Linked DNA regions of Homo sapiens: region 2 is linked to region 1. A link is an interaction called in ENCODE POLR2A ChIA-PET data of the cell type or tissue named here. Cell type or tissue: OCI-LY7. All regions are shown on one strand. Region 1 overlaps LAMA3 (laminin subunit alpha 3). Region 2 overlaps LAMA3 (laminin subunit alpha 3).

What was found. Peaks named below come from ENCODE experiments on the same cell type or tissue, not always from the same donor. Only the 100,000 strongest peaks of a DNase experiment are listed, where the experiment ranks them.
Region 2: POLR2A ChIA-PET joins it to region 1 with 6 read pairs; 4 of 35 experiments call an interaction of 5 or more read pairs at or near these places.

What each region holds. Positions count from the first base shown.
Region 1 is chr18:23,931,510-23,936,509 of GRCh38, forward strand. It overlaps LAMA3 (laminin subunit alpha 3), which reads left to right. Exons shown (of 75, transcript NM_198129.4): 66 at 651-782; 67 at 2,273-2,426. Among named protein-coding and RNA genes, the nearest start is that of LINC02958, 49 kb to the right of the region's middle. In OCI-LY7, no CTCF peak of the experiment used is centred here; DNase peaks (open chromatin) are centred at 2,912 and 4,512; H3K27ac peaks cover 588 bases.
Region 2 is chr18:23,860,018-23,865,017 of GRCh38, forward strand. LAMA3 (laminin subunit alpha 3) reads left to right here. Exons shown (of 75, transcript NM_198129.4): 35 at 1,629-1,790; 36 at 4,768-4,866. Among named protein-coding and RNA genes, the nearest start is that of LINC02958, 120 kb to the right of the region's middle. In OCI-LY7, no CTCF peak of the experiment used is centred here; DNase peaks (open chromatin) are centred at 2,804, 3,104, 3,460, 4,874 and 1 weaker place; H3K4me3 peaks cover 451 bases; H3K27ac peaks cover 3,217 bases.

The DNA of each region.
Region 1 (5,000 bases):
TAAAATGTAAATAAATAAAATTTTAAAAATAAATCAGTTGGATGGATAAATTGTGGTGTATTCAAATGGAATGCTATATAGCAATGAGAAAGAAGGATCTAGAACTATATGTAATGACATGAATGACCCTCACAAACATAATGTGGAAAACATTGAGTCACACATAAAAGTTCATCTCATATGATTTCCTTTATACAAAGTTCAAAAACAGGCAAGAACTAATCCATTCCATCAGAATTCAGGATAGAGGGAGGGAGGCTATAGGGTTAAAGGGAATGCACAACAGGGTACCTGGGGTGCTACTCTGTTCCGTTTCTTTTTCTGGGTGCTGGTAATGTTGGTGTATTTCTGTTGCAAAAATTCGTTGAGCTGAACACTTATAGCCTGTGCACTTTCTGTACATGAGGCTCTCATAACACAGTCTTTCAAAACGCCATCTTTGGCAAGATACACCCATTTTAATAAAAATGTGATGTGCAAAAGAAAATACATGAAAAAAGTTGTAATGCTCTTTAAAAATAAAGTCTAGTTTCACTAGTTATTTTAGATAACAAATATTGAATCTGAGTCTTAGACAGTGAGTTGGCCACATGGCAAGGGCCCTTTTTTCCAGCAGTTCTCACCCATGATTTGCTTTTCTTCCCTTTCAGACTACGGCTTCTCATCGATGACCAGCTTCTGAGAAATAGCAAAAGGCTAAAACACATTTCAAGTTCCCGGCAGTCTCTGCGTCTGGGCGGGAGCAATTTTGAGGGTTGTATTAGCAATGTTTTTGTCCAGAGGTAGGTGATCCTCTCTTTGTGGGTAACTGATGAGAACGGCCTGCCCATGGGAAGGGTATCTCTTTGGTCCAGTTAACAAAGTCAGCTTTGTCAACATGTGCTGCACGAGACCCGCATACCACAGTCTTTCAAAATGCCATCTTTGGCAAGATACACCCATTAAAAAACCCATAAAAAACTCCTGGGCCCGGCCTCCTTTTGGAGGAGCAGCGTTAGCATGTAACCTTGGAAAAGACCTAATTAAAATTAACTTCAGATTATGGCCCGGAAAAGTATTCACTGGAATTTTATTGCATTATAATCAAGATTGTGCAATTAGATTTAATCAGCTCTCCACGGTTTTCAAGGCCAAGGAACTGCATGGACCAGTGCTGTGCTAGGAAACCAAATCACCACAATGTTGAACGTGATATTTAATAGAGAGAGAGTAGCTCTTGGGGCTTCCATGCAAGTGTTTACATATTTTTTTTGATACAAAATTATTGTTTTTAGATAAGAGGCAAAATCTTCTCCAGGGTAAGGAGAGGGCCTGGTTCTGGCTATGAATCTCAGGCTGGAATTCTCAGGCTACCATGACAGGGAGCCTCCCACCCATCAGGGCTCCATCCTCCTTGGCCAGGATGAGGCTTAGAGTTCTCATTTCCCTCCTGGTTGATGAAACATCTTCCTTGAACATCTAATTCAGGGATTGGAGCAGGAGGTGGGAGGGATGGGGAAGGCCCAGGGGTTGTTAGCAACAGCTTACTGCCATGATAAGGCTTGGACAAGAATCGTGAGATAAAGCAAATTTGTCCAAGACTTTCCTCCTCATAGTCAGATAAATCCTTCCATAAACTCACCTCTGAAGTTTCCTTATATTTACCATCATTCAGTATCATCCAGTGCCCATCTTCTCCCTCTGTGCATATTTTACGTTCGTATTTCCACATGACACCCATTTCAAAGAAAGAACTATAGTATCCCGGCCCTCCCACAATTCTGCCACAATCCCAAGTCAATAAAGGTTTCTTGGGCTCCTCGCCGGCTTCTAGAGGTGATATTAAAGTAGGAGATGAAAGTTTCCCTAGGAACCATGACCATAAGAATGTGTAATTTTTAAAAAAATCATGGATACATAACAGTTGTATTAATACACATTTATGGGTTACATGTGATATTTTGATACAGTTCTACAATGTGTAATGATCAAATCTGGGTAACTGGAATGTGCTTCATTTCAAGCATTCATCATTTCTTTGTGTTGGGAACATTCCAAATCTTCTCCTCTAGCTATTTTAAATTATACAATAAATCATCATTAACTTGAGTCACCCTATTGTGCTGCCAAACACTAGATCATATTCCTTCTATCTAACTGCATTTTTGTACCCATTAACCAACCCCTCTTCATCCCCAAAACATGTACTTTTTGAAATGAGCTCTCTCTACCAGAGGGTCTTCCTCGACATGTCCAAGTTTGGCAGCATCTTTCATTTCTGCTCTTTTTCCAGGTTATCACTGAGTCCTGAAGTCCTAGATTTGACCAGTAACTCTCTCAAGAGAGATGTGTCCCTGGGAGGCTGCAGTTTAAACAAACCACCTTTTCTAATGTTGCTTAAAGGTTCTACCAGGTTTAACAAGACCAAGACTTTTCGTATCAACCAGGTAAGTGTCCAAACCTAACCCTGGGTTTCCCTCTTCCCTGGAGGATTCCCCTGAGCCTGCCTTGTGGGAGATATTGGGGAAGGGGGTGAGAGCTCACCAGTCCATAAAGTGGGATTGATGCATTATCAACAGTTGAATCACACCAAAATGTCAAAATGGTTTTCTTTTTAGCTTGTATTTCGCATCTTGATGAAAAGTTGGCAAGTTTTGCACTCACAGAACAGAACCATGACTTAGGTTTCTTAATTTCTGTAGCTGATGTCTTGCTGTTTTAACATTTCTGCTGTGTCCCCAGCAGGTCCTATGTTTTTCTATAGAATATAAGGGCCATGCTCCTCTTCCTGCCCATAGACCTCCCCTCTGTTCTGATGCAACTCCTATGACAAGATACGTGGTGTACCCTTGACTACAGACTAGAAACACCTGGGGAGCTTTAACACCCCAATGCTTAGGCTGCATCTGACCCAATTAAGTTAGATGCTCGTGGAGTGGGTGTCTCAGTAGTTTGTGAAGCTCCCCAGGTGATTCTGAAGTACAGCACTCAGAGGGACTGAGAGGAAATGAAACTCCTTATTTGGAGGAGCAGAACATTGTGATGAGTTGAACACAGGATCAGGGTTTAAGGAGCTCCTTGCTCTGCTCAAGGTCAACAATGTAACTTTCCCAGGTCTGAGGTTACAATTAATATGGTTAATGGATAACAGTGGGCACCTCGGATCTGCCAGGCACTGCACTATGCACTCCAGATGGATTTTCTTACCAAATCCTTCAATAACCTTATGCTGCAGTGCAGAAAGGTAAGCAGTTCTGCCCAAGCTCCCACAGGTGGAAGGTGAGTTGGAGTTCCAACCTAGGAGCCCGTGGCCTCTTGAGAGCTATGTGCTCCTGTTCAACACACTTTCCACTTAATGTCAACCACGTGCTGCTTCTCTACCAATATTTCCCCACTGCACAATGATTTGGGAGAGCATGAACAGATAATACCTAATAAAATACATGTTTTATGCTATTAAGAAGAAATATACTTCATAAATCCAGAAGGGCTGTCATTTTCCCATTATGGGAACATCTTTAGAATTGCCCCATCAAAATTGAAGTCATATATTCACTTTTTCATTGTAAGGCTGAAAGTTATTGAGAGACTAAATTAGCCCAGTGATGGTGAACTGGAGAGAGCAAATGGATTCAAATCTATTTACAGGATAGAATACACATGACTCAGACAATAATTGAATTGGGAAGACAAGGGAGAGGCAGGAGTTAAAATAATTCTGAGGCACCCAGTCTGGGTTATTGGATGAATGGGGATGTCCCCTCCATGGAGATAGGAGAAGGACACGTATTTGGAGGAAAAGAGAATGGAGTTTGTGGTGTATTGAGTGACAGGAGTCTGCAGGACACCCAGGTGCAGAAATTTGGTGGGAGACTGTCAGGAGTCTCTGCGTGGGCTTCAGCAGATAGGGTGGGACTGGGGCTATTAATGTGGAAAACGTCAGCGAATACACTTTCATTTCCCCCTGTTTTGCGTAAGCCCCCAGTTTGGATGGAATAGGACATTAGTCTCTGCCCAGTAGCAGAGAGAATACAGCACAGCTTAGTGGTTAAGTACTGGACTCTGGAGTCAGACTTCCTGGGTTTGCATCCGGCTTTACCATTTATTAGGTATGTGATCTTGGGCAATTATTAAACCTCTCTCTGGGTCTATTTGCTCCAATGTAAATGAAGATAAATAATGGTAATACCTCATGATGTTGATGTGAGGATTAAATGAAGTAATAAACACAAAATACTTAGAAAAGTGCCTGGCACATAGTAAGTATGCATTAAATGCTAGTTATTATTACTATGCATGCTAATGAAAACCTAAATGAAAGGGCATAAGATGCTACAGGAGTGGTGTGGCAGGAATTTTCCTACCATGGGAATCAGGAGGGTTCTTCTGGAGGAGGTACCCCAGGAACTGGGTCTGGAGTGTGGGTCGAATTTAGCTGAGTGAATATTGTTGCTGCCCAAGCAGAAGCCCAAAGCTGGAGGCAGGATGTGGCTGGGACTCACGGGTGCAAGACATGCTGCATGCATCCTCACCAGACTGACTTCATGCTCTCTCTCTCCCTTCTCAACACACCCCTCTGAGAGCAGAATCAAATGCCAACCTTACAGGTCAGGAAATTGAGTGTCTAAGAGGTTAAAAAAAAAGTTGCCAAAGAGCATCCTGTCAGTAAATGGTAGAGTCAGGATTCAAACTTAAGACTCTTTTTTTTCCATATTAACTAAATTTTTATTTTTATTTTTTCTTTTTATATATATATATTTTTTATTATACTTTAAGTTCTAGGGTACATGTGCACAACGTGCAGGTTTGTTACATATGTATACATGTGTCATGTTGGTGTGCTGCACCCATTAACTCGTCATTTACATTAGGTATATCTCCTAATGCTATCCCTCCCCCCTCCCCCACCCCACTACAGGCCCTGGTGTGTGACGTTCCCCTTCCTGTGTCCAAGTGTTCAAACTTAAGACTCTTAAGCACAAAGAACGTGCTCTTCTCCCAGGCACTCAGAGCTCAGTGGG
Region 2 (5,000 bases), 71 kb before region 1:
TGTGGACTAAGACCAATTACTATGGCAAAAGATGCTCCTATCACCCCTATCATTCAGGAAATTACAAGGGTTTTAGGAGCTCTGTGCCAGAAACTGGTAGTAATAGCCAAATCCGCATCTCTCATGATGTCTTGTTATGTCACAATATCACACCCCTCACTTCTCATTTTTACTTCTCTTCTTTCTGTTTTGCTTTCCTTCTCACCTATTTTATCATATCTTTTCTTTGGTCACTTTTCTTTTCTTTTTTTTTTTTTTTTTTTGAGACAGGGTCTCTGTTGCCTAGGCTGGAGTGTAGTGGTGTGATCACAGCTCATTGCAACCTTCGCTTCCAGGGCTCAAGCAATCTTCCTGCCTCAGCCTCCTGAGTAGCTGGGACTACAGGCATGCACCACCACACCTGGTTAATTTTTGTATTTTTTGTAGAGTCAGGGTTTTGCCATGCTGCCCAGGCTGGTCTCAAACTCCTGGGCTCAAGCAGTCCTCCCACCTTGGCCTCCCACAGTGCTGGGATTACAGGTGTGAGCCACCACACCCGGCCTTCTTTGGGCATTTTTAAAATTAACTTCATAAAACTAAAACTTTTCTTGTTTTCATTATTCCATGAACCAGTAACCTCATGCTTGCCTTCTTTGTGTGAGTCATGTCTTATATCCAACAAGTACTCAAAAAAAGATTTTTTTTTTTTTTTTTTAAGATGGAGTGTCGCTCTGTCACCCAGGCTGGAGTGCAGTGGCATGATCTTGGCTCACTGCAACCTCTGCCTCCCGGGTTCAAGCGATTCTTCTGCCTCAGGCTCCTGAGTAGCTGGAATTACAGGCATGCCCCACCACACCCGGCTAATTTTTATATGTAATAGAAACAAGGTTTCACCATGTTGGCCAGACAGGTCTTGAACTCCTGACCTCAGGTGATCCACCCACCTCGGCCTCCCAAAGTGCTGTGATTACAGATGTGACCCACCGCACCTGGCCCCAAAAATACTATTTTATATATTTTACTGCCTGCCTATTTCATATCTTTTACTGCCTGTCTCCTAAAAGGAGTGTAGCTAGTAATTGGAAAAAAAAAATACTTTGTAAATCTGCTCTGAAGTCTCTTATCCCCTGGGAACCAGAAAGCATTAATCCAATCCTATGCTTGCTCAGTTCTTTCTTTTTTTTTTACCTCAAAATTAACTGGCTTCCTTTGTGACCAGGAAAAGATTTAATTTTGATGCTCCATTTAGAGAAAAATAATAATAGCAGGCCACTGAATTCCACATCACATTTTTCTTTATAAGGAGCTTGCCATTAAATGCGCCATGGTCCTAGTTTTTATTCATACACTTATTTCTTTATTATTCAAACACTCATTGATCACCTACTAAATGTCAAGAACAATGATGTGTGCTGGGTTACAAAGATAAATCCCACACATGTAAGGCCACTGCCTTCCCAGAACTCCCAGTGGCAATGGGTCAGACGGGGCTCTGGCTCGGGAGGGCAGGTGCAGGAGTAGACGCATAAAGGAGGCCTCTGAGGCAAGGAGGCTGCCCGTGGAGCTTTCTGTAGTACATCATGCACCCATCACCCCAGGGATGCCACGACCAAGACGTTTCCATCCCTTGCTTCTCTCCCTCTTTCCAGTTTGTGGATATGCTGGGCTGGCACCTGGAGACAGCAGACAGAGTGGACATCCCTGTCTCTTTCAACCCAGGCAGCAACAGTATGGTGGCGGATCTCCAGGAGCTGCCCGCAACCATCCACAGCGCGTCCTGGGTCGCACCCACCTCCTACCTGGGGGACAAGGTAATGATGTCCTGCTGTTCTTCTGGGCCCTCAGTGGGCCTCTGCTATTGCTGCATGAGCATCATTTCCTGGAAATCTGGAAGGAAGCATCCAGCAGTTCAGGTTACTAACGTTCCAGAAATGAGCTGAACTAAAAGTGAGGAAGAGACCCTGCCTCCTGCTGTGAGGGGCTGAGCAGGCACACACTGCGCCCCACCATTGCCATGCATGAGCTACCAGCAAAGGAAATCACCCACAATGTTTTTCTCAGTTTTTACCTAATGTCAAAGAATTTTCCTCCAGGGAAATAACCATTTAAATACTATCTATTGCAAATGGGACATGCGTGCTTTTAAATGCCAATGCTGAGAATTCTTTATTTTAAGGCAGAAGAAAGCCTCTTTGTTAGGAAAACGAAAGCTAACAAGTGACTCACAAGCTTATTAAAAGAAACACAGGATCTGGTGGCAGTTCGACTTTCCTAAGTAGAATCACATAGTTACACACTCCTCAGGAACTTACAAACCACTTGCTCTTCCTTTGCTGCAAGAGTTATTATGCCAGAGGCTGGCCACCTCCATCCATTTTATGAGGACAGAAATGCAGGCCTCATGTGGAAACATGAGGTGACATATGTTTCTTAGCAAGGGTGGAACTTGCTAACGGGTGGATTTCACAGGGCCTGGCTCAGGGGATGCCAAATTCTCACATTAGGAAGACTAAAATAATAGGGCCTTGTTGGCCTGAGGTCTCTAACTTTGTCTTCTGGGTGAAGGACTGTGGGTTTTGACATCTGAGTGTGGGAAATGTTGCCTCTCTTCTATGATCCCACTTCTCTTTCACTTAATACTCCTCTTTACCGCTATATGACGGGCCCATGTGTTGATTATCTATTGCTATGTAACAAATTACTCCAACACTTCGCAGCTTAAAGCAGTAATGATTATCTTGGATGAGGAATTCAGGAGGGGATGGCCCAGAGTCTTCCTAGGTTACTGTCAAGATGTCAACCAGGGCTGTAGTCCCCTGGGACTGCAGCATCTGCTTCCAAGCTCACCCACATGGCTGTTAGCAGGCCTCTGCTTCTGGCTAGCTGTGGGCTGGAAGCCTCCATTTCTCATCACGTGAGACCCTCCATAGGCTACCTGAGGGTCCTCATGACATGACAGCTGGCTTCCCCCAAAGCAACTTATGGGGGGTGGGTAACAGGGTGGGGGAGAGAGAGAGAGAGAGAAAGAGAGAGAGAGAGAGAGAGCTAGCTCAAGACAGAAGCTGCAGTGTTTTTGTAACCTAATTTCAGAACTGCCATGCCCTCACTTCTCCTTTATTCTATTCATTAGCAGCAAGTCACTAAGCCCAGCCCACACTCAAAGGGAGGGGAATTTGGTGGCTCACGCCTGTAATCCCAGCACTTTGGGAGGCCGAGACAAGCGGATCATCTGAGGTCAGGAGTTTGAGACCAGTCTGGCTAACATGATGAAACACCTGTTTTTACTAAAAATACAAAAATTAGCTGGGCATGGCGGCAGGCGCCTGTAGTCCCAGCTACTCAGGAGGCTGAGCCAGGAGAATCATTTGAACCTGGGAGGCGGAGGTTGCAATGAACTGAGCTCGAGCCATTGGACTCCAGCCTGGGCGACAGAGCGAGACTCCATCTCAACAAAACAAAACAAAAAGGAGGAGGGGGAATTAAGCCCCACCTCTTGAAGGCAGGAGTGCAAAGAATTTGTGGCCATGTTTTTAAAACCACTTTAAGCCCATCAAAAAAGCAATACTTAAATCACAATAATAATTCAAGACATTGCCTTGGAATACTTCCAGGCTTGAAGATCAAAGCTCTGTAAGGCTTTGTCAGGTTACAGACTCTAGGGAAAAGCTTCTGTTGAATGGGATCCTAGAAGAGCGTGGCTTCTTTCCCCTGCCTGCTCTAAGTTGTTGGCATTTTCCTATAGGTTATTTTGTTCTGTCTAATCAGAGGTGACCTTGCCTGTGATTTTCATCCTTCTGTCACTTCTTCCTTCTTGATTGTGTTTTACTTAAAGGATGGGAGGTGTCAGGACCCAAGGTGTGAAGTAGCTGTCAGAAAACTGACCATTCACTCCATGTCCTCACCACCATCATGCTGCTTGTGGGACATTGAGAGGTCTGTGCACCTGCTGGAGTTGTCAGCCATGGCTACTGTACACAGCAGAACTCACAATAATTTGGGAAATGTTCACCATCTGCTTTCAGGAGAATTGTTTTTGGAGAAAATTTATTTTTAGAGGTTATTTTGTGACTGATAGATATTATCCAGTTCTCTCAGTTAAAAAAGAAACCAATGGCCTAGATTTCCTAGAATAGTTGTGGATTAAATAAACATTTTGGTTTAGTAATCATCTAGAAAAAAAAAGGAACACGACTATTATTTTTCTTACTTTCTTTCTTTTCTTTCTTTCATTTTTTTTTTTTTTTAAAAGAGACAGGGTCTTGCCCTGTTGCCCAAGCTGCACTGCAGTGGTACAATAATAGCTCACTGCAGCCTCAAACTCCTGGGCTCAAGCGATCTTTCCACCTCAGCTTCCTGAGTAACTGGGACTACAGGTGTGCACCACCACACCTGACTAATTTTTAAATATTTTTGTAGAGACAGGGTCTCGCTGTATTGCCCTGGCTGGTCCCTAATTCCTGACCTCAAGTGATCCTTCTGCCTCGGCTTCCCAAAGTGTGGGATTATAGGCATGAGCTACTACACCCAGCCATATTTTTCCTTTTAATAAAGGTATCTTCTTGCTTGTAAAACTCAATCATGTTCATGCTAAACATTTCAAATGACATTAAAAATAGCATAAAGTAGAAAAAATACCATCCTCAACCCCACCTCCTAGATACAACCCTTGTTACCAGGTCGAGTGTGTTTCTTTCCACACCTTGTGTGCCTAAGTGCTTTTCATGCGGGTTGATGTTGACATCATCTCTTTTAATGCTTGTGCTATTGATGCTATTAATTCCATTTTAGGTTTCTTCATATGGTGGTTACCTCACTTACCAAGCCAAGTCCTTTGGCTTGCCTGGCGACATGGTTCTTCTGGAAAAGAAGCCGGATGTACAGCTCACTGTAGGTATCAGAGCATGACCTAAGTGGCAGGAAGTGGCAGTTGCAGTTGGTGCTGATCTAAATTTAGGACATCTTGATATGTGGCCTACAAAAAGTTTAGATTAAATCATTTCCAATATTTTGCAGAAACTAAA